Regions from separate parts of the Mus musculus genome. Here region 1 is linked to region 2. Evidence: chromatin loops called from intact Hi-C (ENCODE). Cell type or tissue: gastrocnemius. All regions are shown on one strand. Links, peaks and the distances in the headings refer to the core of each region. The heading gives the core; the rest is flanking DNA.

Evidence for each region. Peaks named below come from ENCODE experiments on the same cell type or tissue, not always from the same donor. Only the 100,000 strongest peaks of a DNase experiment are listed, where the experiment ranks them.
Region 1: a loop joins it to region 2, with 3 times the contacts of the local background. A loop is called at or near these places in 3 of 42 quality-filtered maps.

The regions. Positions count from the first base shown.
Region 1 is chr3:85,167,572-85,182,652 of GRCm38, forward strand. No RefSeq gene overlaps it. Among named protein-coding and RNA genes, the nearest start is that of Gm31096, 53 kb to the left of the region's middle. In gastrocnemius, for the core only: no CTCF peak of the experiment used is centred there; DNase peaks (open chromatin) are centred at 5,135, 5,275 and 7,756; H3K4me3 peaks cover 2,075 bases; H3K27ac peaks cover 2,910 bases.
Region 2 is chr3:85,267,099-85,282,179 of GRCm38, forward strand. No RefSeq gene overlaps it. Among named protein-coding and RNA genes, the nearest start is that of 1700036G14Rik, 43 kb to the right of the region's middle. In gastrocnemius, for the core only: a CTCF peak has its summit at 8,303 (motif pointing left); a DNase peak (open chromatin) is centred at 8,273; H3K4me3 peaks cover 495 bases; H3K27ac peaks cover 936 bases.

The DNA of each region.
Region 1 (15,081 bases), core at 3,397-11,396, 100 kb before region 2:
CTGTAAGGCCAATACCGGAGTCCCTGGCAGGAAACATCTTCTCAGTTGAAAGTCCCTATTCTCCAATGACTCTGGCTTGTGTCAAGTTGACAGAAAACTGAGTTGACAGCAAAAGGCTTGATATCCAGCTAGGAGTACTGAGAAGCAATGGAACCCCTAATAAGTTGAATTTTTCACTAGGGGTGTGTCCTTGGAGGACATTATGACATTCTGGGTCCCTTCATCTTTTGCCTCTTGGCCATGAGGTGAGTGGTTTAGCCCCCTATGTGCTCCTACCATAATATACTGCCACACTCAAATGAACACAGCCATAACTAAAACCCCTCCAAGTGTAGGGCACACAAATGTTTTCTCGTACAAGCTAAGCATCTCAGGTAGCTTGTGACAGGAGCTGGCTTCTCATACTTCCGCTTACCTTAAATCTTTCAAAAGAGAGAAGCCTGCACACAGGATCTACAGCATAGTATCTGCTTTATCACTAGTTATCACTGCTAATCTCTTACTGTGATTAATTTGCAAATTGAACTTTGTTACAGGTATGCATGAAGAGAAAAACGCACAGTATTTGTAGGGTTCAGCATTACTTGCAGTTTCACACAGCCTTGGTGGATCTTGGAAATCATTCCTTCAGACCAGGGAGCATTGCTTTGGGTGAGAGAATATTGTTGTTCTTATTGCCAGGTTCAATTGATATCAGATAAAATCTGGATTTGAATTCTTGGGAATTAGAGTCACAGCGGGAGAAAAATAATCTTGTTTGTCACATTTTAAATGTGGATTTTAAATTAATTGGATGCAATTAATGTAAGTTAATCATACTTAAGGCAGAGGTTTTAAAAGTGTGTTCTGAGGAATCTAAGAGACAATGAAGATCTTTTGGGTTTGAGAATCCTTGGTTTAAAATGCTATATGTTACTAAATGTAATCGAATAATGTATATTTAACAATCAGTGCATTGGCTTTAGTTATCACTCTAGTTTTATGTGTGTGAGCCTGAATACTGGAATAAAGTTGTCCCTGCTATCACTAGTAAGGGAAAATTATCTTAAGAATGAAAAGCAAAAAATGAAAAAGCTTTAAACTATTACGTTTATAGTTACTCATCTGTGGGAATGAGACTTCCCTCGGTATTATACAATCATATCTAAATATAAACTAAATTGGATGCTTACACTGATACAACTTAGATTTACATCTAAATCCCCATTTCAAATCGTGGGTCTCTGCGATTCTCTACTATTATTGCCTTTGGTGCCTCATAAATAAAAGTTACAAATTAAAGCCTACAAAAATAAGTATTTAAAATAATTTGTCAATGTTAGTCCATCTGTGTGTCACTACATCAGAACGCTTACTGCTTCAAACTTCAGGCAGCCCATCTCAAATGGCTGAATAAGAGTTTGTCATGGCTCACGAAAGGAAATACCAAAGCTGGTAAATTTGCTGGTTCAGCAATATCCTCTCACAATTCCTAGTTCACCTTTCTTGCCTTTTGCCTTTTGCATTACTAGCAAGATGGCAAGATGGCCACCACAATTCCCAGTATCCTGTAAAAGCCTGGGAACAGTCAATGAAAGAAACCCAAATGTATTTCTTTTTAACAGCAATTTTCCCAGAAGTTCTTTAAGCAAGTGTCTCCAGGTGTTTCACGTTCCAGTCCATGTGTTCCTACACTCGGGTAGAAAACCACCTTAAACCCCAGGCTCTGCCAACAGGAATATAGGGAGAAAGAACGCCACGACATGCCATGCTATGCTCATCAGTTACTAGAATTTGGGTTCCTTGTATGAATCAACGAAACCATTTTGCTTCTGTTTGTTTGTTTGTTTGTTTGACTGTTTGAGACAGGGGTTCTCTGTGTAGCCCTGGCTGTCCTGGAATTCACTCTGTAGAGCAGGCTGGGCTCGAACTTATGTATATCTGCCTGTCTCTGCCTCCTGAGTGCTGGGACTAAAGGCATGTACTACCATGCCCAGTGACCATTTTGCTTCTTAAAATAAATAAATAAATAAATAAATAAATAAATAAATAAATAAATAAATAAATGGTTGGAGGGTTGGAGTGATGGCTCAGAGCATGTCCAGAGAACTCCAGTTCCTAGCAAATATATTGAGCTCATAACGACCTCCAACTTGACTCCAGAGGTCCTGACATTATTTCCTCTCTTACACAGGCACCTGAGACATGTGTACATACAGTCCCCATGTGCATATACATTAGCACAAAAAACTAAATCTTTACAGAATAATTGCTGTTTGGCTGCTGGCCCCATGGGCTGATGAAACAGCTTGAGAGTGTGCCGGGGAGTCTTTGAGAATGACAGAGTTCTCTTGCCTCAAGTGTGCACACCTCTGAGAGCTAAGGAGCTGGTCCTGTCAGCAGCCACCAGCACCCAAAGTAAGTAGCTTCTGGATTCCTGTCTTGAGAATTTGAAGAATGAACTTCAGAGACGACAAGAAGGGGAGTTTAGAAAGGAGTCCATTGCAGGATTGTAAGCAGGAGGAAGAAAGCAGGCAGGAGCAGGTCCCAGAAGATGGGGTAACTTCAGGCTGCTAGTCTAGGGTATTTTATAAGGCTTATGGTAGAATCTGAAGAATGGCCTGTGGAGTCATTAGTCCAGTGGCTCAACTCTGAGCTCCAGGTGCCCCTTCGTGTCAATCATGTCTGCACCACAGCTTCTAGACCGTGGGGTTCTCTTAGGTGGAAACAGAGAAGAAAGATGGCAGGAAACAGAACCCTTGTCCCATCCTCCTTGTTTCCACACCCCACCCTCAGCATTTCTAGCCTCTGGTCAGGGCAGAATGAAGGCAGTTTGGGCTAAGGCTAAGCATGAAGGCTTGCTTTTGTGTACACAAACCCATACACTCCTCAAACTACAGGATTGTCTTGGGCTGCAAAATCTCATTGCTCCTTGGTCATCAGGCAAATATCTTTAGAAAAACAGTCAGTCATAGATGTCGTCCTGGACTCCCTGACCTGGAATCTCCTGCAGTGGCTAAAAGGTTTCCAGGTTGGGGTTCAAGATGGACACCGAGATGCGTTGTCTGTCCTTTTGGGTGGAAAATTTCTTAGGCAAGTTATTAATGCCTCAGATGGACAGAACAGCAGTGTGGGGTGGACTCTGAGGAGAGCTCAGGCCAATGTGACAGAATGAGGGGCCATTCCTTTGAGGTTTCAGAGAAAGGAGGGGCTTCAGTCTGAGAAGTTTGTTATTTTTTTGACCCATGGTTGTCTGTTGCTAGGAGTGACCATGGGATGGTGGGATGAAGGCGGTCAGGTAATGGCTGAGCATCTCTCCTTGCTGGCCTTCCTGGGAGTCACCTTGCAGGGGAAGCAAAACTCTAGAGATATAAATTCACTTTAGTTCCGCAAACCATTTTTTCTTCAGTTTCTAGAATTGCCACAGTTCAACCAAAGCAGAGGAGCTTTACAAAATGGTGTGACCCTGGCCACTGGTAGGGTATAGGGATTTAGTTCTTCAAAAAGTGACTTGGATGGTCTTGCTTGCTTTCAGGAAGCTGTGGCAGTTTGTCAGTGCTGAAGATAAGGCTGTAGATGTGGGCGGGTGCCAGGTTTAAGACTTGGACTTTGTCCTGAAGAGAAACCAACAGACCAGCACTGTTGTAATTGTTTTGCTAAAACACAGTTGATGGGCCCGGTGTGGTGGCCCTTTAATCCCAGCACTTGGGAGGCAGAGGCAGGCAGATTTCTAAGTTTGAGGCCAGCCTGGTCTACAAAGTGAGTTCCAGGGCAACCAGGGCAACACAGAGAAACCCTGTCTCAAAAAACAAAAACAAAACAATACAAAACAACAAAAACCACAGTTGATGGACAGGTGACGGGAGTTAATCCAGAGCAGCTGGGATAGAAGAGTGGACAGAATAGTAGAGAGGCCAAGAGAGGCAAGGAACAGGACTTGGTTTCTAATTAAGTCAAACGACAGATCTGAAGAGCTTCCTAGGTGTCTACCTTGGGTGATTGTCCCTCAGCAGGCCACCTTCTGTCATGGTATTCTGACTTGAGTAAGGTGGCTCCCCTTGTCCAGCCAAGTTGCCTTTAACTAACTTGTTCTTCTATCCCTTCCTTGTGCCCTCTGTTCTCGAACTTTCCAAGCTCACCTGCCCTTGTCTTTTCCCAGCCTGCCTTCCCTGCTGCTCCGGTTCAACCTGGCAGTTCACTTATCACCAGAGCAGCCCTGTCATAAATAACCAGGCTTCTCCTGGAACTTGACCTGACAGTTTCTGTCTGCTGGGAAGAGGAATAAAGCAAGCCAATGGATCTGGAGGGGAACATCCCCGGTGAGGAGAGAGCTCCGTCCAGCTGGGTAGGGCTTGAATAAGATGTTTATGATTAAATGAAGAAAATCAAGAGAAATGCATAGTGAGGAAGACGGTTGGACTCTCCGATCGCTTTCTTGACTGCTCAGATTTATTTCATTACGTTGTATCCTATGTAAAATGAATTCTGATGTTTTAGTAAAACACTAATGGGTACCCAGTGATCAGTAGAGGAGGTTCAAATGAAAAATCCGTGAAGTCCAAGAACGTTGGGGATTGAAGACACGACCCAGGAAATACTGATAGAATTACCTTTCCCTGCCCCACCCCCAGAAGCGTTCTTTCCAAGATGACAACGTAATGGAATAAATCTGAGCAGTCAAGAAAGCAATCGGAGAGTCCAACCGTCTTCCTGTGTGTGTGTCACACGCTCCGAAGCTGAGTGCAGTGACAGTTTCACAAGAGTGTCTATATGCCAAACCTCATCTTATGGGGCAACTTACTGCACGCTTTGACTCTATGTAAATAAAAAGAAATAGGAGAAGAAAAAGAGATTGATCCTTTTTCAACGGAAACTTTCAACATAGACTAATTACCTCAAGAGCAATGTTTCTCGGTCACTTTACAGCTAGTTTTGCAGGTTTCAGTTTCCAGGCTAACCCTGTAAAGTCACATCAAGAGGTTCTGTTTACCAGACATTTGGGCATTACAAAGCTTCCAGAGGCACGGGCAGAAAAAAGGTGTGAAATTCATCTTTTCTGTGTGGCTCGGTTCTCCTTGGAGCTATTCCAGCCCCGGTGCCAGCGTTTAACGCAGGGGTGCCTCTCTCCGCCTGCGCTGCGCCACATCTAGCTGCCCTCTCTTCTGCCCTTTCTCCTTCCTCCAGTGCTTGAAGATCTGTGGAATAGATCAGCTGACAGTGGCAATGGGGAGAGAGCCAGCAAGAGTTCAGATGATGGGGAGGAGACGGAGCTCCTCAGCAAAGAGAGAAAGCTGCAGGCAGAGCAAGGCTTCAGCCGAAGGGAATCACAAACCAGATCAAGGAGGGGTGTCCACATGCAGCCTGCAGGGAGAGGGCTGCGTCAGAGGGCAGGCAGGCAGGCAGGTGGAGGCGGAGTTCAGGGACCCCCCCTTTTTCCTTGTCTTTGCCTGCTTTCCACTGGTAGACATTACTTTGGGCATCTGCAGTAGTGGTGCTTTGAATATGGGGGAGCAACCCTGCTCAGTGCTGAACTCAGGGTTCACCTAGAGTAGTCCCTGCCTTTCGGAGGTTTCTGTCCATAGTTAAGGTACCAGTGACCAACAGATCAGAAGTACTAAACGGAAAATTCCAGAAATAAACAATTCATAAGCTTTAAATTGCATACTGTTTGGAGGAACGTGATGAAATATTTTGTTTTTGAGACAGGATCTTCCTTCCTCTGTATTCTAGGATGGCCTCAAACTCATGATCCTCCTGTCTCAGCTGCTGAGCACTGGGATTCTGTGTATGTGCTACCATGCCTACTCAGTCCATGATGAGATTTTATAATTCCCATCCCGGATGTGAGCCACTCATGGGGTCCACATTGCATGCTAGTCACTTGGTCACTCTTTCAGTTATCAAAACAGCTGTTTAGTGTGCTTGTCAATCACATGGTGCCAAACTCTGTTACAGTTATTCTTTTATTCTGAGCTATTGTTGTCTAGCTCTTGCGGGACTCATTTATGAGTTAGGCACCATCACAGGGATAGTATATACGGGGAAGACAGCATATTTGGTTTGGTGTGGTGTTGATAACAGTTTTAGGATCCAGTGGGCGTTGTAGAATGCATACCCCTCAGATAAGGGGAGACTGTGTTCTTTGGGCTAGGAGAAAGACATCAGTTACTGTAATATCTGAAGAGCAGCAGACATTTGTGCCTCAGGGAGACTAGAAATCATAGCCAGCATCACTGAACCTTGCTTCTGTAAAGCTGCAGAGGAAGACAAGAGAGGGAGAACAGGAAGGAAGGGGCTGACTTCTCAACTGAAGTTTGACCGTGCCTGCCTGGTGGCGGCTCCAACGGTGATTTATGCATTGAAAGGACCTGCAGGGCCTCATGGAGGGGCTCTTAACAGTCTTAACACTGAGGTGGGCATTTCACACACATCATCCACACTGCATCCTGTAAGAAAGTTGGAGTCACATTCTATGGAGCCCTTGGGAGCAGAGTGACCTCCCCAAACCCAGTAACTGTTAAGTCCAGCTACTAAGATTTGAATCTAGGTATGCCAAGCTCAAAACACACACACACACTCTCTCTCTCTCTCTCTCTTGCAATCCTACACAGCTCCATGCCCCACCCCCACTCCCTGGGTAAGGCTGTGTTCTGCTCTTGCTTTTGTGTGCTCTGGGCCAAGCAAGGCCGTACATCCCTACCTTCTAATGGTGGCCTGATGAAGGATTTAGATACAGGCAACCATTTTAAGAACAGAAACAAACAGATAAAAAAGCAGCCTGCATCTTGGTAAATGATTCTGGAAAGCTTGTGGGGTGAACTGCATGTTCTTGCCCCTCCACATCTCTCTTTGTTCCTAGTAGAAATTACTGACCTCCCTAAGCAATCTCATGACCAAAGGTACACACTGATGAAAAACACACAGGTGAGCCCAGAGCAAGACGCCTCAAGGGTTACAAGGATGCGCATACTGACTCTCCTTTCTGTGTATGGGCCATCCGGGTCTGACTTTGCTGGACCCCTGCCATTAATTTGCGAACGTTCTGTAATCTTCCAGGAATGTTGGTGTCGTCTCATGGAAACAAGGAGGGAGGGAGTACAGGGTGGACAAACAAGAGGAAATGAAAGCTCTTTGGGGGAAAGGCGGCTGTGACAAATTGAAAGGCAGAAAGGAAATATTAGCGCACAGCTGAGAACCAGAGTGGACCGGAGGAGAATGAGCAAGGCTCTCTGCAGCCCCTGGACCAGCAGAGTGCTGATTTGTTCTCTCTAAAGAGAGATGTGTTATTGCCTGCCCCTTTCCCCGATCATCCCCCCACCCCCTGCCAAATGATGACAAAGAAGAATGGTTGCAGAATCTGCTGAAATGGAATAGTCCGCAGGGGTATTCGGAGCGAATGAAATGTGCTCCCGGGTACCTTCTCGAGTTCTCCACCAACTTGTTTTTATTTCAAATCGCCTACAACAGGTGCCCGGAGTCTGGGCGAAGTATAATATTGTACCTTGCAGCAGCTGGGTGCAGAGGAAGGGTAGATAGTAAAGAAAGGTTACACAACGTGACTGGTCTCGTATGGCTCAGGGCAGCGCTAGAATTTAAAACATTTCCTTGTCCTCCAGTTAAATTGGGCCCCATGGTATGTGTTCTGTAACTTAATATGAAAGGCTGCTGATGGATGTGTTGATACTGTGGCCACCAAAGCTGGTGGCAGGCACCTGCAGGGACACGTGCACCCTGAGGGGACAGAGCTCTGCAAAATAGCCCTCCCAATGCATAGTTGGCGCGGTGCATGCTGGGAGTTCTCGCCCCTCCCGACGTGGAAAGATTCCAAAAGCTTCGATGCAGATGCTAGCCACACCATGACCTGTCTCCAGTTACAGCCCAAACAGAATAAGCCCTCATCCACGAAGCACCGTTCAGCAACCTCAGGCTACTTCTCTCCCCCCTCCCCCCTCCCCCCTCCAAAGAACATATATGAATGCAAATGAGTGATACAATGCCGTGTATCAAATATGATAGAAAAAAATGAAAATTTCTTTTCTTTCTTTGTGACAAGCTGGTAGAGGCAATGTGAATTTGTCCTACAGCTGAGCACCAATGACTAACAGGACTTTATTTTATTTCCTTATTTAGTTATGTATTTTACTTTGTTATGTGTGTATCTGCGAGTGCTTACATGTAGATCTGTGTACCATGTGCATGTCTGATGTCTGCGGAGGCCAGTTTGAGGGCATGGGATCCATCAGGAACTGGAGTTGTGTCACCATATGAATCACCCATGTGAGTGCTGGGAATCAAGGCTGGGTCCTCTGGAAGAGCAACAAGTGCTCTTACCCACAAGCCATCCCTTTGGCCCCTAAAAGGACTTTCTTAATTGGACTCTATGTCCTTTCCATACAGACATAATCTAGCCCTTCCCACCCCCAAAAGCTATGTGATTTCGGATTGTACAACATACTCTCTTTGGATGGAAGTCTAACTATGTATATCAGTCAGAATTTGGGTCTGCCAGCAACAAAAAGAGGAATTTTAGCAGAAAAAAAAAAGATATATTAAAAGGATAAAACTTAGGTCACGTGCTTGCTAGGGCCTTACAGATCTGCACCTTTGGAACAATATCCCACTGCGACATTAACTGCAGAGCTTGCCTGGTCACCGAATGTGCATTAGCAGGTTGTCCCTGAGCCTTTGATGCTGTGTTGGTCATATTCAACTATAGGAGGTGAGAGGACATCTTGGCTAGCTTAGAAATAGCATCTTTCTGTAGCTAGCAGTGGTCATGCACCACGACCCTTGGGCCTTATTGCACAGCCTGAGCTACCTAACCAAGTATAAGGCATTGGTTGGAACACTACAAAATGTCTGGAGGGTGACACTAAATGAGGAACGTAGGTCAGTAGGTAATCTGCTTTTTGCTAAGTTGTAGGAGGACCACGATGTTCCCTGGGCAAGTCTCTGTCCCCAGACCCTTGCATAATGCCTGGCACTTAGAAGGGCTCAATAAGCATTTGCTGAAATGAATTAAAATTGAATTTTAAATTTAGAAGCACCCTTACCAGGGGCAGATTGCCAGTCACTATTGCAAATTAGTTCTAGTAAATCAAAGTAAATTAGAAATGCAATCAGACATAGACTCTTTAGGTCTAGTGGTGCTATGTTATTCATATCTACCACAGCATTTGCCCTTAGGTCTCTGAGTTAGTGGCTTTTTTTCTAAGCTCAATGACAGCTTTTCTTTTCCCAGAAGCAACTGTGTACATGTGTCTATGTGCCTGTGTGTATGCTGAGTGCTGTTGTGGGCACTGAGCCTGAAGAGCTCCTGTGTACTGTGTGTGAGGCAGCCTAACAGTGATGCCCTGGATCACCAAGTTTGGCCTGGAACTCTGGATGTAGCCCAAGCTTGCCTTGACCTCACTGCACCCTCCTTCCTGCCTTGGCCTCCCAAGTAAGTGCTGGGATGACAGGTGTGAGCCACTGCACTTGGCTCTGAAGATCATTTTCTTGACCAAGAAAGGAAAGCATCATTAGCCTTCATTCGGTGGTCAGTTTCCAGAGCATTTGCTTTTGCTCTGAGAACCTTCTCCTTGACAGGGGACAGGGAGGCTCTTTCTCTGCGTAATGGGCCATCGTAAAGGCTGATTTGCCACAGAAGGACCATTCCTATGTTCCCACTCTACTTTACTGAATGATCTCGGATATTTTGCCCAGATCATTTCTTCCTGGATGTTTGCAGGATTCCCATGGCCGAGGATGGAGAGTAGAGAGTATTGTAGGCCATTCTTCCAGCAGACTCAACAAGATAGTCCCTGTTCACATATAACTACCCAGAGGATGTTGCAACTGTACTAGAAGTCTGCATTATGGATTATGTTCCAAAATATCTATGCCAAAAAAGTTTTAGTTGATTCTGCATGAGTCATAAATGTGTATTCCTTTACAATTTAGAAGTCCAAAATGTCAAGACATCCGGATTTGCAAAACTCTGTTCTTGAGCTTAGATGTCCCTCCATATTCTCCTGCCTTCCAGCACCAGAGGTGGGGATGCTAGGCCTTCTGACTCTGAGAATTGTACCAGTAGCCCCTGTCTTTCCTGCAACCCATTTCTGGGGTCTTGCACTCAAACAGAGCCACTGGATTTTATTCTATTTTTACCGACTTGCAAAATAGCAATGTAGTGAGAATTTTCATTTCTAAAAAAAAAAAAAAAACAGAAATATTATAAGCATATGGTTTTTTTCCCCAGGTATGAGATATGGGGCTGCCTCAGACTGTCCACAGCAACTGACTATGATTTGCCTTGTGCTCTAGCAGGGGAGTGATTTTACCAGATGCACATAGTTTCTGCTAGAGTGTGACATTTGGAATTCTGGGGACTCTCAGAGGGTATATAAATGCTAGGACTCCTGAAAGGCTGCTGAGTTGTTGTTGGTTGTTGATTGGTTGCAGTTGATTGCTGTTGATTTTGGTTTGTTAAGTAGTTATGCACAAAGAAGAAATGACATGAAGAAATTAGACATCCTGATGACAAAGATCAAACTTGCCCAAGGAACTCAATGCCCCTAATCAGCAGAAAGTAGTCTAACAATAATGTTGCTCCTTTCCCCTCTATCCTTTTTTCTCCCCATTTAGAGTTAGTGCTAGGCTCAGCCCTCTGTAGGCATGGCAACCTCTGGCAGGGCAGGTGGTCCTGGTTTATATAAGAAGCAGATTGAGCAAAACACGGAAAGCAAGCCAATAAGCAGGGTTCCTCCATTGTCTCTGCTTCAGTTCCTGCCTCCAGGTTCCTGGTGTGAGCTCCTGCCCTGACTTCCCTTTCTGTACTGTGACATAAAAGTATAAACCAAATAAACCGTTTCTGTCCCAAAGTTGCCTTTGGTCAATGTTTTATCGAAAACAAACAAACAAACAAACAAACCAAGGAACAAAAGCCACTAAACCCAATACTGCTTACAAATCTATATAAAGTACTTTCTGGTTTTTTTCCTTGATGTTTTCCGTATGTTTTAAGAGTTGAGGCTCTAGGAATCCTTGCCTGATTCTGGGAATTTTGCTGGAGGAGCTGCATTAGACAGCACACTGTGCCTGATGCTGACCTCTTCCGTTGTTGCTGATCATTGTGAGCTATTTTGTGGCCATAGAACATGCTGTCTTATAGGCCTAGGGCCAGTTAAGGTGTCTAGAACATGCACAGCTGAAAACAGCAAAAAAAAAAAAAAAAAAAAAAAAAAAAAAAAAAGAAAAAAGAAAAAAGAAAAAAGAAAAAAGAAAAAAAAACCACAGTGAACTATAAAATTAAATATTTTCTTGAACTGGCGAGGAGCTGAGATTGTAAGAGTATCCATGTAGTCTGGAATGTAAGGAAAACTATGCTTTTTCTGGAGAGGTAAACTGAACATGGACTCAATAATGGCAGCATATCAGGAGAGGCAAGACAATGCTCTCATGGATGCAGAGTTCCCTGAAATGAACTGCAAACTAGGTCAGGCCAGAGTGACCACAGAGAACACACAGACACAAGGCCTAGTACATACTCCTAGGTTCTTCTCCAGTCTCCTTTATAGGTGCTGACAAGTGGGATTGGGATTTTGGAGCAGTGACCCACAAGGATCAGTGAAAAGGGAACCCCCAAAACCATCTACCTCCTTAGTAGTGGCATAGTGCACTCACTGCTGAGCCCTCTCCAATACTCACAGGGAATTCCTAATGCTAGGAGAGAGCAGGAAGTCCCTTTCTCAAGATCCACAGAAGATGCAAAACAGAATTTGGTTGCCATAGTGGGGGGGTGGTGGAAGGGAGGAGCCCTGAAAAAGTCCAGCACAGATCCACTATTTAGAGCTTGCTTGCCTATGACTGAAGAGAAGCCAGAAAAAAGACACTGTGCCTTCTTACCCTCCACCCTGAGACTGTTAGATCCCAAGAAACAAACTCAGGAACATTGCAAGAGACCAATTGAAGGTACAGATGAGGCAGACAAGCATAATGAACAGTTCAGCAATCTGGGATTCTACTTGTTTTGAGACATGCACACTCCCCTCATTTAATAAGTACTTGGCAAACTAAGACCTGCTCCCCCCATCTTTATGTACTATAGGTTTACTCTTTCCTAACAATTCATCAAGAAACCTAAGACTGACTACACACACACACACACACACACACACACAGCTGCATGAAGCTATATGTGCCACACTCACTCCAGTGAAGACTTTGTGGCAGGCCCAAAAGCTTGGACTTAGTCCTGAGGCAAAAAGTTTCATGGAAACTTAGTCTCCTGGATCCTTGGCATCCATAGCATGAATGCTCCAAATTTATCCTTTCGATAGTGTGGAGGAGGGTCTTGCATGCTTTCTTGCAGTATTTTACTGGATAGGAGCTAGAAATCTCAGGGCAAGCTTAGAAAAGTAAGTTTAGAATTCTTATTATAGTTATGTATGGCAGACTACATTAATTAATAGAAGAAAATCTGCCACAAAATCACTTAGAATAACAGCCGAGTCACTCCCATATACAGGAATTTACAATGGTTTAAGAAGAAAATTGGGTTGTGGTCTAAGGAGGAATTAGAGTATTGTATTGTTCATGTAAGGGTTAGTAGAAGAGAACTTCTCTGGTGCATGTTTTTCTCTAGGCCCAGAGGAATAGCATAATTAGGTATTTACTAAGGGACCCCTGGTGGTGGGTCAAACAATAGACTAAAATTGCATCTGGGCATCTTAGCCCTTTTACCTGGCTCCTGTGAATAGCTAACTTTAAATAGGGCTGACCTTATCTCATTTGTAAACACTGCCTGGTTCCTGCTAGTCTTTGTGTATGCATTTCTCTGTTTTGTGTCATTATGTATAAGATAACTTCAATGTACCTTGGCTGATGTGTCACCTAGCTTCCTTTTTTTTTCTTCTGTAATATAAGTCTGATGCTCGCTTTGAAAATTACATTCAGATCTGTTTATCATCCTGCCAACTCCTTGTCCACCTGACTACCAAAATCCTGGTTCCCCAAGGGTTGAGAGACTGACCGAGTCCAGTCCGAAGCACTATATGTACATCCCATTCCTAACAATAGAGTAAGTTTCTCTGTCCCCAACAACCACTGATCACTTCCTTTTCATAGATAGTTACTGCTTAAATATATCCCCGGATACACAGGCTAAGAAATGACGGAGGGCGGGTTACTGAGAATCAACCTTCTATTAGCTGACCCCTTATGCTCATAGACTTCAAAGTTAGACTCTGATTTCTCAACCTTGCCATGCTAATGCTTCATATCATGTGAATTTCTAGTATAAGGCACCCTGTACATTATAATATGACCAACAGTGACCCTTATACTCCTATCTTTTCTCAGTAAATTCTAGTATTATTCTCTTCTCTTTCTCTTAGTTGTGAACCAACAAACAAAAAATGTCTTCAGTCATTGTGAAATGCCCAGATAGGTTAACACTGCTGTGTTATAGGAATTTGAAGACAGTTGTGAACTAAACAAAGTTGTAAGAATAGTAAAAACAACTGGGTAATGGTTGTGCACACTTTTAACCCAGCGTTAGGGAAGCAGAGGCACGCACATCTCTGGGTTCAAGGCCAGCCTGATCTACAGAGTGAGTTCCAGGAGAGTTAGGGCTTCACAGAGAAACCTTGACTCAAAAACAAGCAAGCAAACAAACAAACAAAAACCAAAAACAACCCTCAAATTCTAATTTGATCAAATAAATCTCTACATTGAAGGCTTGATGTGTTTGTTTCCAGTCATCAATAATATTTGCCTTAGACTCTACTATTCTTCACACAACGCCTACTGCTCTATTAAATACATACATACATACATACATACATACATACATACATACATACTAACAAAGAAGCAAGAGAAGTAAACTCATTGTTAAAGGGGTGGTGTGGTCCTGCAGTCCTTAACCTCAGCTACTTGAGAGGATGAGGGAGGAGGGTTGTGGGTTCAAGGCAAGCAGTCCTTCGCACTAGGAGGAAAAAAGGAAAAGAAAAACGGGTGAAGTTAGGAACATAAGCAAACTCAGAGAGGACCTGGAAATACACAGTGTTGTGGAAACACACAGTGAGTGGCTATTGGGAGTGTCAAAGCATTAGAGTCAGTGGGCAATGTCTGTGGAGAGATGGGAATCTGATCAGAAAGTTGAAACCATAAGTAAGCCACAAACAAAACCACCAGGAGTTCAACAAGGACAAGGCAACAGAGGCAGAGTGGTGGCCCTGCTTCTCAGGAAGTGGAGGAGGGAGAATCAAATCTGAGGCCAGCCTGGGCTACATAGTGAGCAAAATCCTCTGTCAAAAGACAAGAAGTGGAGAGAGAAGAGAAGGAAAGTAAGAAGAATGGAGAAGAGAGAGGAGAGGAGAGGAGAGGAGAGGAGAGGAGAGGAGAGGAGAGGAGAGGAGAGGAGAGGAGAGGAGAGGAGAGGAGAGGAGAGGAAAGGAGGAGAGGAAGGGAAGAGAGATAGGAGGTCTCATAAGTGGAACTAACACCACTGAGAATCAGTGAACCTGGAAACAGGTCAATACAGAAATTCAAAACTGAGGGGCAGAGGATGTAGCTCAGTAATAAAGCACTTACCTATGTGTTTTTTGTTTGGTGTTTGTTTGTTTTACCAACACAGGAAAAGTACTACAAATGAAATGCTAAAAGAAGGGAAAGAGAGAGAGAGAGAAAGGAAATCCAGAGGTGTGGCTTGATATCAAAAGGCTGAATATACCTGGAGTTGAAATCCCACAGGGCAGAGGAGAGAATGGGGATGGGGCAGGGAGGAAACTTATGAATAAGGTAAGGAGATGAGGAGAGGGGCATTCACACCCCACACCTCTGTAACCCAACGAGACGGAGACCCGAGAGGAAACAGCAGACAGAGTAACCGATTTCCACTCCGAGTCTGTGTCTTCTAGAAGACAGTAAAGGGAACTGTGTAACTCAAAGCTCCGGCTCATCCAGGACAGCTTTACAAACGGAGGTGAAGCAAAGGCCGCTGGAGAGAGCGAGAGCTGAGAGAATCCACAACCACAACTGTAGACCCAGAGAGGCCTTAAAGAGCTCCTCAGCGGAGGGGTGGGATGTCTGCAGACAGTTAGATCTGCACACAGAAAT
Region 2 (15,081 bases), core at 4,549-12,548:
TATGAGTTAAGATATGGGGTGTGTGTGTGTGTGTGTGTTTTCACACATTTCAGGAATTTTTTGAAATAAAGACTGTTCTCCAATTTGCTCTGCCCCACTTTGCTGTTCTGATAAAGCTGCTTTGGGGGAGAGGGAGTTTGTTTCATTGATGTGTCATGGCATCAGGGGTATGATGGGAACAGTTGTTTCTGAAGGCTATTAGTGGGCATGCCATTACAATGAAGCAAAGGCAAGTGAGCAGTGGTACTCCCAATCAGCCATGTTGGTTCCAGCTGGTTTGGAGTGGTCTTAGGGCCTGTTTGAGTGGTCACATGATGTCCAGCTGTGGTATGCTCTGAGCATGCTTCAGCTACCAGTCACCATGAAGACTGTCCCCTCTTTCTTTTTCTTCTGCTTACCTAAGCTACTTCAGGCAGAGTGGTTTCTGACCATCAGTGGGTACAGAGGACAGTGCACCTGGTATTTATCTAGCATCGTACGAATCCTAACAGGAAGCTGGGTGTTTTGAAGATTGCTCCTGAGGAATCTCACCGTCGCTATTAGAAGCACTCAGAGATGAGGAATGATCTGGTTAAGGGACTCCTGTTCCTTGAGGAGCAGAATTTGTGATGTCTGTGCATGCAAAGAATCCATGACTGAATGAGAATCTGGTGCACACAAACAAAAATGGCTTAATGTCTCCGTGTGTGCAGACACTAGTCTGGTGAATAAGCACAGATAATCTGAACATATTGTCCTGTTGATAATAACTAGAATCATGTGGAGACAAGGGCATAAAAACATAATCATGCAGTAACAATACACTGTATGTATTAAGAGAATTTTCAAATAATTAATTAAAATATTATAAACATTTACAATACAACCATAGCTTTCTCTCTGCATAACCCACTTTGGTTACGTTTCTAGAGATCTCAACTTCTCTTCAGGGCATGTAACTCAATTTATGGTTGTATTTCTATGTGTAGTGCTTTTTTCGTATTTTATGTCTGTCTCTCCCAGTAGATTATCAGCTCTGTGAGAACAAGCATAGCTTCAGGTTTTCTCAGAAGTAATATCTCTGACTCCTAGTAGAGCACCTCACGCACCATAAAAGTTCTAGAAAACTTCAAACCAATGAATGAGGTAGTGGAGATATGATAGGAAATTATCCGGAGAAGGCAGTGGCAGGTAAAGTGTCACATGAAGCAGCCTCCGGTAACCTCTCCAACCCTACAGTCACCATAGAAACTTCACCAGTGTGGTACTCACCAGTGTGGGGCCATGTGGGAGTCAGTAGTTCTCTCCTTCCACCATGTGGGTCCTGGGGACAAACTTAAGCCAATCAGCCTTGAAAGCAATTATCTATCCCCACTGAGATATCTTGCCGGATATTTTTTTTTCCTTTTGAGTATTTTGTTTTTTCAAATCTTTTATTAGGTATTTTCTTCAATTACATTTCAAACGCTATTCCTATAGTCCCCCATACCCCCCTGCTCCCCTACCCACCCACTCCCACTTCTTGGCCCTGGTGTTCCCCTGTACTGGGGCATAAAAAGTTTGCAAGACCAAGGGGCCTCTCTTCCCAGTGATGGCTGACTAGGCCATCATCTGCTACTTATGCAGCTAGAGACACGAGCTCTGGGGGTACTGATTAGTTCATATTGTTGTTCCACCTATAGGGTTGCAGACCCCTTTAGCTCCTTGGGTACTTTCTTTAGCTCCTCCATTGGGGGCCCTGTGTTCCATCCAATAGCTGACTGTGAGCATCCACTTCTGCATTTGCCAGGCACTGGCATAGCCTCACAAGAGACAGCTATATCAGGGTCCTTTCAGCAAAATATTGCTGGCATATGCAATGGTGTCTGCGTTTGGAGGCTGATTATGGGATGGATCCCCAGGTGTGGCAGTCTCTAGATGGTCCATCCTTTTGTTTCATCTTTGTTTCCAATTCTAAGAAGGGGCGAAGCGTCTACACTTTGATCTTTGTTCTTCTTAAGTTTCATGTGTTTTGCAAATTGTATCTTGGGTATTCTAAGTTTCTGGACTAATATCCATTTATCAGTGAGTATATATCATATGAGTTCTTTTGTGATTGGGTTACCTCACTCAGGATGATACCCTCTAGGTCCATCCATGCCTAGGAATTTCATAAATTCATTGTTTTTAATAGCTGAGTAGACAGGACTTTGCCATGTAACCCAGGCTGGCCTTTCCTGTCTCGACCTCCTGAGTGCTGGGATTACAGGCCTATGACACCATGCCTAACTTGGGTGTTTATTTATCTAATGGTTAAAAAATTTGAAGGTCAAATCTGACTGTCAGACTTTGCCTCCTTAACCTTTCGTGCTGTGATCTGGACTTTGCAGGAAGCCACAGCTGTGTGGCTAGAGGAAAGGGATCCGAGTCAATGAATACAGACACACTCTTAGTACACACCTTTAATCCCAAACAATGAAGGTAAAGTTAGTTTGTAGAAGGAAGCATCCATGTTTGAAAGTGATGATGTCTAATTGAGTGGCAGACAAAGTGATGAATCAGAGAAAGATTTAACAGACTAGGATATGCTCAATTCTCATAAGAGGAAAATAGAGGATACTTATAAGAGAGAGCAGTGCAGAGATAGAGAGAAAGAAAGGAGGCAGTTTTACTGGTAGAGTTTTACGGAGACAGGCTCATCAGAGAACAAGGTAGACATAGATTAAAGCAGAACAAACCAGAGAATGAGGATCCAGAAGATTAGAACATATTGACAAAGTTAGTATGAGGCCAAACAGAGAAATTCTGGAGAGTCCAAGAGAGAGAGAAGGCAGACTGACTCAGCCAGCTTAGAGAGGAGTTTGAGCCAGGACAGCTGAGTTGAACCAGCCAGCCAGAGCCCAGAAAGAACTAGGTGAGCTGATTGAGGCAGGAAGTCTCAGAGGCTGAAAACATTCTAGGCCTAGGTAAGACTGTACAGAGGCTAGAAGATTCCAGGACTAGGACTAGGTTAGCAGACTGAGGCAGTAAGCCTTGGAGACAACAATTGTATCAGGTGAATAAAAGCTAATTTTACACACAGTAGCTATCACTTGTTTCTGAAAATCCGTATCATTTAGGATGCTAGATACTCAAAACAGTAGCCTTTTGGCCTTTCCTCAAATGGCCCTTTAGTTAACCTAGACACCTTTGGATAACTAGGAATTAGCACCGGCATCCACACCACACAGCTCTGTCGCTCTTATGCCAAGCTGTATGTGGCACAGTTGCTCGAGTGTTCATTGGTACTGCAAAAAAACGCAGCCCCAGAAGATGAGCTGTCAAAGCAAACCTCCATTCTGGTGATGAAGGGAACTTTGAATCTTAAGCTGTAGCATAAAATTCTCAAAAGCAACACTGTGAATCTTGGTTGGGTGGAGAAATGTAATCACGCAGAGAAAACATTCCGAGAAGCAATCTAACACATAAACTTCTTAATGCTTCCAAATGAAGCTGAAATTAAAAGCCATTGCTTTAGAGGTGACGAATGCATAGCCTGGCCAAATCCAAAACCTCAGTGTATACAACTTTAAATAAGTGAATCCATTCCATCAACAGGCAGAGTGTAACCAGAAACTGTCTAGATGGATAATCTAATCTCTGCTCAGGTCTCTGTATAGTAAATGCATTGCTGAATATTGGATAGGAATCTTGCTCCATTAAAGGAACAAAACGGTTGTTTTGGTTTTCAGGGGAGAGTTTTGGGGAGGAAAAAGTCATGAAAGGAGCAAAGACCTGTTATATAATGCAAACCCAGAAAGGTCAAGAGACTTAGAAGAGGCATGTCGGTTCATTGAGAATACGGAGGCAGAGTCAGCCCAGTGGTATCCAGCATCATTGTCAGTGTCTCTCTGGTACTGGGAATGAATCAAAGCTTATCAAATAGAGGTTCAGCTTCTGTGATGATCACAGTCTAAACAAGTTATCTATCTGGGGACTAGTTTATATAGCATCTTTTGTATCGATACATTCTCAGAATACTTAGCCCTCTGTATACTTAGCCCTCGGGGGTGGTGGATAGTGTCAGTTACAAACAAGAAACTGCCAAAAAGAGAGGCCCCCACTTGCTGTAGCCCTCAGTCTTTTCCTGAAGCTGACATGGGACCATACTATTTATGGACTGTCAATCACTGGGAAGAACTAGATGGGGTGCTATGGAGAAACACACAGGGTTTACCAGGCATGGTGCCTGTCGTAGAGATGAAAACAAGCATGCTTCCGTTTATTTCCCCCTGCAGCTGCCATTCTATCCTTCCAAAGATCTGTTCTGGGCTTTTGGCAGCAGCAGAGTTGACCTGCAAATCAATTCAACTCCATTCACAGCTCCTAAAACTGACTGTGCCCAGTTCCCCCACACAGGTGAGAGGAAAATATTTACAAGGAGAGAAGATGGCCCTAGGAAAAAGCTGAGTGAGATGAATAGGGAAAGCTGGAGACTGCAGAACTCCATCAGCACCATTATAGGCTGCATGCAGAACTCCATCAGCGCCATTACAGGCTGCAGCCCCTCAGCTACAGCTGAGTGTCTCAACAATCTTATACAAGGCCCTTCAGCACCTGTGGAATGTGCCACTCTTTCCTCATTTCAAGCAGCTATTGCTTCACAAGGACTATTTGGGAACTCTGAACTCTAATATTGATGAGCTGTAACTTTGGCATCTTGGGGGTTCCAGCTGAGAAATACTGTGACATTTCATGCCTCTCCAAAAAAAACTTTTTTTTTTTTTTTTGAGAATAAAATCTCCTTTTGATTGTTAAAGGCAATATTCAGGAACTCGAAAACATCTTTTCTCATATTATCTAATTTGGTGCACTGGAAGAAAGGCCCAGAAAGAGAGAGGTAAGCATGGAAGGTGGGGGTGGGGTGGGAGAGGCCTGCAGCTTGAACTTGACCTGCAAGGGAATTTATTCCTTTGAAGTGGTTTCAGTATTGTGAGGTAGCCATCAGAGAAGACTACTCAGACACTAGTTCAAGCCAATAGAAAGTCTACATTGTCTAGTAGGCAGCCAGCAGCTACACTGGGTGTTTGGAGTCCCAGCGTAATCCTGAGCCTTTCTTTGGGAGAACTCTTAAGCTCAAAAAACACATCATGAATCGAAAGCACTCAGCCAGAAGCAGGACTTACAGAAACCAAAGAGAAAGGTTAGTACATGTAGGGACTTTCCCAGAACTATGGACTGTGATAGATTAGGTCTTCATTCGTGTTTTGGCAGGTGGGGTGACCTACTTGTTGGGTTCCAAGGCCTGATGGTACTTCCATTATGGCGTCAGCCTTGCTAAGGTCTGGGGCCCTGATACATCAGCCCTGATGAAACAGTGGAAGTTGGGGTTCTCCTTCTGGATAATAATAAAAGAATTTAGAAATTGACTCAAATACAAGCTCAAGAAATTTTGTTAGAGTGTGAAAGAAACCCTCAGGCAGGCAACCTGTGAAAACCTCAGCATCTGCCTGGAGGTAGAGATTGGAGGTGAGAAATAAAAATCCCAGAGCAGTTTAAGTCAGCAGGAAGGTCAGGAATGTGGCAGATAAGCAGGCACATGGTGTGGGGGGAGGCTTTAAACAAAGAGCAAGGAAGTACAAAATGTTGGGGGTAGGTTAGGGAGTAGGGGATGGAAGTGGGGTGTAGGAGTGAGGGGATAGGAGGTAGGGGGTTTAAAGTGTTAGGGAAACTGTACTTAAGAAAACATAGAAAAAATGATAAAAGTTACAATTTTCTGAATCACTTTAAAAAGCCATTCAGAAATGTGGGAAAACTTATACCCTTTATGATTGTGGCCCATACACTACTTCAGCCCTGCAAAACACAGGGTTCTGGGAAGCAGAAGTCCAGTCCATCATTAAAGGACAATGCTCTTCAGCATGTTTTAAGGTGAACCCACTTTCCTATCAGTGATCTTTTGGCCAAGTGTAGGACCAGGCACAGCTGAAATGTTAGGTCTCTACTGAAGCCAGAGATTCTCTTTTCTTGACTTTTTTGTTTTTTTGTTTGGGTTTTTTTGTTTGTTTTGTTTTTGTTTTTTGAGACAGGGTTTCTCTGTATAGCCCTGGCTGTCCTGGAACTCACTCTGTAGACCAGGCTGGCCTCGAACTCAGAAATCCGCCTGCCTCTGCCTCCCGAGTGCTGGGATTAAAGGCATGTGCCACCACTTCTCAACTTCTTGACTGAGACTTTTTTTACCCTAATATCACCTACAAGAGGTAACCCTAAAACCATTTAGGAATCAGATCAGAGCCCCCAAACATTGGGTGAGGCTGCCAAGAAGCCCAGTGACCTTTGCTGGTTTCGGCCCAGAAAGAAAGTGGTTCCTTTTCTTTGGTCCACCCTGACCCCAACTGCCTAGCCAATGTCTACCTTCTGAGCTCAGCATTGCTTCTCTGTGCTCCATGCCAGAAGCTGGAGAGAGGATTTCATACTCTACAGACTCATTGATTTTACAGAACTTTTTTTCTATTCTCCTCGTCTTGCAGATTTCAAAATAAATAAGTTCAGAAACATTGATTCTTTGCCAGGGTCACAGCTAACAGAGTGGGGAAACTCCTAAGCCGTCCTTTTGAGAGATGAACAGACGGGAGAGCTGCTCACAGGCAAAGCTACACTTACACCTGCAGAGAAGTGCTCCCACTCCCCTGGAAGAGGAACAGAGGTAAGCTGGCTTTAAGGGGAAGCCTCGGGACCGTGCTGTGTGAAGAACCCCTGTCTCGGGCCTGGTAGGCATGTGGAGGACAGGATCCTTCCAGTCAGACCCTTGCCTCTGTCCCACTGCAGGAGAAAGCAGATCCAGGAATCCACGAAATCCAAGTTCACCCTTAACCTTGCTGTGGAATTGCAGTATGCTCTGTTTCGTGTTCCCTAAATCGTTTGCAACAGGCAGCTGTGCTAGGTCAGAATCTCACAGGGGATTCTGAGATTCCAGACAGGGTAGGGACTGGGAAGAGTACAATTCACATATGTGGAGCATCTGAGGAATTTGGGGGCTAAAAAGAGAAGCTTCTAGATGGAAGTGGCTAAGATTCCTGGACCTTCAAAGGGCTCAGGAACCATCTCCGGTCCATCCTGGTACCTGGGACGGACCTTTTATGGGTATTCAGCTCAACCATCCCATCAGCTGTAAACACATTTTATCCCAACATCCCTGAGAGCCGGGTGCCAATAGCCAACTACTACAGGTGAGAGATAAGAATTTATTTAGTCTTCTCGGCTTTGCCAACCCAGGATTCAAATAAATACCAGCCCTTTGACCCAAATGCGCATGTTTTTGACCACAGTATATGGCCCCTCGTGAATGAATTGATTCTAGAGCTAATGAATACACCAAGGCAGGCTTTTCTGCAACTTACACCCCAACCATTTATGCCTGGGCAATCAGAGTAGCTGAGTTCACCCATAAGGGAGGATACAAAATAGGACTTGAATTGGAACCAGTTACATGAATTAATTTTTGTCTTGGGGTTCTGACAGCAGAATAAACCAAAAAGCCCATAATTCCATGATGAAGTCATATCATTAAAACCCTTGGCAGCTCAGCTATTATTTTACGTAAAATATATGCATGGCTTCTGAGAATTTCTCTCCTCCAGCAAACAGGGCAGGAAAAATATATTAGTAATGGCCACAGTCTCTGCTACCCTGCTGGTATTTATGGGACTTTATTGCTAGGACCGGTGCTGGCTTGGAAGTGGGAAAGGTAAATGGTCTCTATGGTGGGAAACAGTGCACTGGACGCACTTCCAGCAAAACCAGCAACTTCCAATCGCAGCACGGGGCACGCCAACATTCCTGGCACGTCTCTCCCCAAAAGAGAGCCTGGCGCAGTCCACGGAATCTTCTGAGCCCACATCAAAGGCTGTGTGAAGCTCAGTATTTGGGACTTCTCCTTTGCAGCCGGCTCCCTAACGTGGGGTGGGGTCATCTGGGGCAAATAACAAAACATTTTCTCCAAAACGCCATACTTGGAATTCCCTCTTAGGCCTGGGCTCCTTCCACACATACCCAGTGCACACTTTTCCCAGCCCTGCAGTCCTCTGGGTCCTCGCCTGGAGGGTCCCCACCCTTCCACCTGCTGCACACCGCACTGCCCAGCCCAGGCATGAAAGAACTAAAGGGACTGAGCCCGCGACACACCCTGGCTATCTATAGAACATCCCTCTAGTGGTTCTGCTGACAAGTCACTGGAGATCCCTCCTTGGGCTTTATTATGTCACAGGAACCCTGGCTGGAATGCTGAGGATTAAATTCCAAGCCCTTCCCTGTCGGCCGGGCCCCTAGCCAGACACTGAGTTACCATCCGGGCTCTCGGCCGCCCCCTACTGAACATTTTTTGCTTCTTTGTCTAGCACCTGCTGGGTTCAGAGAACCCCCGCTCCCTAAAGGTGTTTTGCTCACTCATCCCAGGGACACCTTTGTATAGTGAGTACACAGATTCAGCCTTCAGATCGGCTTTAATGTCTGTCTCTACTTGTGAATTTGGACAAGCTGCCAATCCCATTTGGCCTAATTGCCTTTACCCAAAGTATACACGAACTCAACTATCAGAGAGAGAAAGGCCGGCCCTAGCTCAAGTCAAGGAAATCGCAAAAATGTCTGTCTTATATGGACTGCCCTACTGTACTCCTCGCCTGTGATGTAGATTTATAGTAAGTGCCACACAGGCCTGCGGAGTTGAATATGTGGGTGAAGATGCAAAAGACATCAGTGGTTTCTAATGCTCAGAGGTCACCTACTTCTGAGCTTGCCAAAGAATAGCCACTGAATCCTATTTCGACATACCAAAGCTGGGGTGAGCAAAATGCTTTGAAAACACCAGTAATATTGACAACATCCGTTTTTAAAACTTCATTTAGTGGTGCTAGGGACTGACCCTAAGGTCCTGTGTATACCAGTGAAGCACTCTGCCACCGAGCTACCTCCCAGGTGTGCTACCTGCCATTTCTCTCTCTCTCTCTCTCTCTCTCTCTCTCTCTCTCTCTCTCTCCTCTCCCCCCCTCTCTCATGTGTGTGTGTGTGTGTGTGTGTGTGTGTGTGTGTGTGTGTGTGTTTGTGTGTGTGTATGTCTCAGTGTGGAGACTAAGTTCATTTTCTTTTGTTGCATTCCAGCCCTTGTTGATTTTTTTTTTAATTTCTAATTTCAGAAGCAGCCCTGGGAAGCAAGTACCTATGTCCTTTAGCAGTGAACATCTTGAGTTTTGGTGACTTGCTTAAGTCCCAGGGTCAAAGAGCTGTGAGTGACTGAATAAGCTATAGGCCTCTTTATGTCTGAATCACTCCTTGACATTTACTTTGATTTTATATGTATGTATGTATGTATGTATGTAAGTATGTATGTATGTATGTGTGTGTATATGTTTTGCCTGCATGTATGTGTATGCACCACACTCATGCATTGCCTTATGAAGTCAATCCTCTGAAACTGGAGTTACACATAGCTCTAAGCTGCCATGTGAGTGCTGGGAATTGAACCCAGGTCCTCTGGAAGAGCAGCAAGTCCTCTCAATAGATGAGCCATATCTCCACACCTGGATCCACTCTTTATGCCCTTTAACCCCTCTAGACCTCCTGTGAATATAAAAAAACAAGTAATAATATCTGCCTCATTTCTTTCACAAGATCAGTCACCTGGAGGAAAGCACTGTGGTCATTGTTACAGACCCCTTCTGGACCCTTCCAAAGGATGGTGAGGAGGGGGAGGGGTTGAGGAGTCATGATCACCAGGAGCCTGCACCTCCCTGAGCTCAGCCCACTTCCCAGAAAAAGAGAAGAAATTATGGGGTTCCAGACATGTTGGGTATAAGCCAAGAGCCCAAGGAGGCTCTGGTTTTCCTAAAAAGGCCACCTAGGTTGGGACAAGCTGGAGGCTCAGAGTGTATCAGATTCCCCTGAGCCTTTCAAAGAGTATGAATGTTTACAGTCACATAGTATTACCACATCCCTGTCTCCATGTCTCTGTCTGTCTCTCTGTCTCTGTCTCTCTGTCTTACACACACACACACACACACACACACACACACACTCCATTCCTCTCTCATAACACTGCTCACTAGTTTCCCACCTTCGCCTAGTAAGTGAAACATGTAAACAAATAATACATTATGTCTGTGTCAACGGGGCGTAGAAGCAGTGACTTTAAAGTGTGGCCCAGGGGGAGAGGAAGTTTACAGAAGACTATGACAGACACCTCAATGTCATTGCCAACAGCATTATTTCATGACCCCAGGAAGCTGGTAGCGTTGTTATTTCTGGAAGAGAAATAACATGTCTTTTTCTTTTTTCTTAAACACCTTATTTTTCTCTTCCTTTAAACAATGTAGATGTTTCCCCATGAATGCAGCATTGTAAAAACAGATTCTCTCTGTCTGTGCCAAAGGCTTCCATGGGGTGACTAAATTCCTGATGGCAGGAGTTTTAGGACCTTCAGATTTGATGAGGTGGACCATCCATCACACCTCTTTTTCTCTGAAGGCCTCTAGCAGATGTAGACCTGGCCTCAGGTAGAAGAAATCCTTCTAAAGAAGGGGCCACAGATCTCACATAGGCCCCAGTCTGAGAAGTCACCCTACACAGGCACAAGAGCCTTAGTCTCTAACGTGTGTGGGAAGGTTCAAATCCTGAGGGCACCACTCATGAATAGTTCATTGGAAGCAAATAATTAAAAGATTTAAAGTTTGCATTTTATAACCATCTTTTCATCTTTCTTGTGGACTCAACTCAATTTTTTGAGTGTCTGGAGAGATGGCTCTGCAGTTAAGAACATTTAGTGCTCTTGTAGAGGGATGACCTGAGTTAGGTTCCCAGTTGGCAGCTCACAACTTGTGGAGAGCCGTGCCGCGAGCAATCGCCATCATAAGTAAACAAGCCTTGTACGCAGGTGCGAGAGTGAACTCACTCCTAGTCACTGCCCATTCTCGGGGCGTAGTAGTGGGGTGATGGGCGAGCAACAAATCAGGAGCTGACATGCCATATCAGGTGCTGAAATGCCATGGCTGAGGGCTATATAAGCGACTCCATTTCCTGGAGTCGGGGTCTCCCTCCTGAGAAGTAAGCAATAAAAGCTTTGCTGCAGAAGATTCCGGTTGTCCCGAGTGTGTTCTTGCCGGCAACTACCATCACACTGGCGCAAGGGAGCGGACGGAACCAGAAGTGCGGGACACGTAAGGCTCTGCAAGGTACGTACAGTCTTGAAATTTCTCCAGAGTTAGACGCCCTTTTGATTGTTTGCACGGAGATTGCACTTTTCCTTTCAGTTTAGTTTTGCTTCCACCGCTGGAACTGCTGACTGGTTCTCAGTTGCAGTCAGGACTGGACAGCGGCAGTATGGGAATCTCCCACTCTGTAGTAGTGGCGTTATGGTCAATCTTGAAGCAGTGTGGCCTGAGAATCGCCACTAAGACTATAGAGGGATTTGTCAGGGAGATAGACCGTGTGGCACCATGGTATAACCTGCCTCATAAGTCATCAACACTTCTCAGGGGTACATACTGTCTATGCTTGGTTTATCTAACTTGTATTAGGGACTACTTTCAGTGTACATACAAATGTTCATGCATCAGAAGCCAGTTTCCTTTAACAGTACGTTCAATTTTGGTGAGCTAATAAACACTTCAACTTAAATAATGGCATTGTTAAGGATCAAATTCCACTATTAGTTTTGTTAACACCACTGGCACACACACTGCATATGTATATATGTATTATCCTAAAATAAAACTCCTCTCAGAATTTCTTTACTTTTTACTATACACCAACTAGTTCATATTTTAGTTTTTTTTACAAAGAAAATGCTAAGAAAATTATAATCACATAATTCCAGATTTCCTTACACATAAGATGGAATGGTCCAGCAGCTATGTCCACTGTCACAGACATTTCTTGGGGTCAGGGTCTCCCTCCTGAGAAGTAAGCAATAAAAGCTTTGCCGCAGAAGATTCCAGTTGTCCTGAGTGTGTTCTTGCCGGCGGGGACAAAAGCTCGGGCAATAACAACTGCCTGTAATTCTAGATCCAGGAGATCTCATATCAACTCCTTGGGCTCCTGTATGTATGTATGTATGTATGTATGTATGTATGTATGTATGTATGTATGTATGTATTGCATAAAAACTCAACTAAAAGCACATTATTTCCAGAGCCCTTTTTATCTGTGGGCTTTTATGAAGTGGAAACTTCTAGTTTCTTTGGAATGTCAGTTACATCAAACGATAGTTTGCTGGAGCCCACAGGTGAAAGGATGCCTTGCTAAAGCAAACACAGGAAAGACTGTCTTCCTGTTTCCTGAAGCAGACATGTGAAAGAGCCAGTGATGAAGGAGTATAAATATGACCCAGCAGATGATGGGAGGTGAGCACTGAGCTTTGGTTTGCTCCGCCTCGGTGTTCTTCACTAAAGGCACGCATGTATTGCTTCACCTTACATAGCACTGTTGAGCTCCACTTGTGCTAACGCTGCCATTGAGAGAAACTTGCATAAGAAAACTTGTGAGGTTCCCGAGGCAGCTTGCTGCCTCCATGATCTCTCCTTAGGCCAGTTGTCCAGTCTGGCAGTTTCTTCAGTGTTGAACTACAGCTGCCTGGGGTCTGCCTGTCTCGAGGACTGGTCTGCAGCTGCTGAATCATATTTGGTGTTTGTTACGGGACTGAACTGCTGCCCAAGAAGATCAAGCTCAATCCCACAGAAGAACTACCGAACAGGTCCACTTCCCCAATATCTTAATAAACGTTTCGCTTCCACTACTTCTGCTGGGTGGTAGGCTAGAGGAGATGTTGAACCCTTATTAAAAATAGGTTGCAAAAAGTTCATGCCTACAATTCTCTGTTTGCCCTCACAAAGCTTGCTCACCAGAGAAGGAGAGGGACCACACAAAAAACTCAGGCAGCCTCCTTCCTCTGAGGGGTTGAAACACAGAGGTGAGATTTCTCTGGGTCCTGCAGTGAGCTGCTAGTCTCGTTGAGAATGATGAGACTGGGCTGGACCTAGGAGGTGTCAGCGGGGTTAGGGGGTACAGAAGGACGCTCTTTAGGTGAAAGGTGGCCCAATCCATACACAAAGAGTTAACAAAGTGGAGGTAGTAGAGATGCTTCTAGAAGAAGCATCCAACGTCCACAGAGGCAAGCAGAGGGTAGAAGCCATGGCAGAGTAGGGAAGCAGAAGGGTTATTGTTGATTGGCTTGCAGGAAAAACAAAGCAACTCCAACCCTAGCAGCTCCAACACTAGGGAGCCTGCGGCGTGACCCAAAAACACACAGGCTACATGGGCAAAGGCAGGGGTTCCTCCAACAGGAGGGAGCTGCTGGAGGAAAACAGAAACTTCCACAAAGGCCCAGCAGCTGCCAAGAGCAGCCTGGCAGCACAAAGCAGACCCCAGGAGCACCAGAAGCAGCACTCGCCTCAAAAGATCCTGGTGAGAACCCAGCTCTGGCAGAGCTGGCCTGTGTCAGGAGCTCACAGAACCACACACGAGTGACACGCCAGACACTGTGCCCAGCCCTTCATGCGCCTCCTCCCGTTCATCTTCACAGCAACCCTCAAGGCAGAGAACTCGTTCTCACGTAGCAGATGAGGGAAGTCAGACACGGCACTGAAGACGGATCTCAGGCGACATTCAAAGTCAGGTCTCGTTCTACAGTCCCTGCTACAGATGGCTTCCCATGCCGATGACCAGATCTACTCACCCTCGATTGTCGTGGTATCGGCTGCTCATCATTTAGCCTATAGAACATTGAACGTTTAGAATATATCCGATGTGCACTCTTCCCATGCGCAACTCTATATAGTTCCTCTGTGAGATGTGCGCTCTTCCCATGCGCAACTCTATATAGTTCCTCTGTGAGAGCCTTCTCTTCTAGCTTTGGATACTGAGGCACAGAGAGGCTAAGTAACTTATGTAAACCTCACAGCACAGTAAGAGCAGAAAAAGGCTTCGTACCAGGTAGGACCCTACGCTTGACCTTGTCAGCCCACTGCCTCTCTGTGGGTACCTATGTGACCCAGGCTTCTCACCTTGTTTCCTTCCCAGTGTAGAGGCGGGCCCACTGAGGACTCGCTGCGAATGGATGCAAAGGCTGGCTCCATTGATGTCCCCTCAGAGCACAAGGCTGGAAGAGGCAGGGCAGGTTGACTCTGTAGCCTTCAGTTCTGTGCTAGGAGCACCTGACTCCTTCCCTCAGAGGCACCTCTGATCCTAAGGGAGGTCATTGGAGGCCCTTTAGGGCCCTTGGTTGGGGGATCTCAGAAGTCTAAGTATTGGGGCACAGTTTGAGAATCAGTGAGACAACGCATCCAATTAGTCTGAAGAACTTTCTTATTTTTAATTAAAAACTCCCCGTGGAAGGTCATGGAGGATCACAAGCCGACATTGGTGAGTGGAGCAGAAAATCCCTGTCCCTCAGGGACCGCCTAAGGGCACTGCGGCTCCTCTTGACCTTTGCAGAAGATTACTCTTCAGTGACCATGCAGGAAGATGATCACAGCAACAAAGTGACATTAGAACCACAAAATGGATAAATGAAACCCTGGCTGAGACCAAAACCTGCTAAGCCTTGATAGATAGATAGATAGATAGATAGATAGATAGATAGATAGATAGATGATAGATGAAAGATAGATAGATAGATAGATAGATAGATAGATGATAGATAGATAGATAGATAGATAGATAGATAGATAGATAGATAGATAGATAGATAGATAGATAGATAGAGATAGGTATATAGATAGGTATAGATGGATAGATAGATAGATAGATAGATAGATAGATAGATAGATAGACAGATAGATGGATAGTGTTTCTCTAGCTGTAAGGAGAAGCCACTATTCTCAAACCCTCAGGCTCTCCCTCAATCTCCATCAGTGTACAGGTCCCTTCCCTGCAGTGGCCATATCATCTGTAATGACAGTAGAGATGGTGTCACATCAGGGATGGCAGGTTGAGGTCATGCTTTAAGTCTGACCACTTACTACCCTTTGCAAATGAGGAGCAAGGTTCCTCAGAGGTGAGGTCACACCGCCGATAGTCCTGTGCACTTCTTTGTGGGATATTTATAAAAATCAAGTAGGGTCATCAACGGGGAATGCAGGCTAAGGAGCAGCCGCA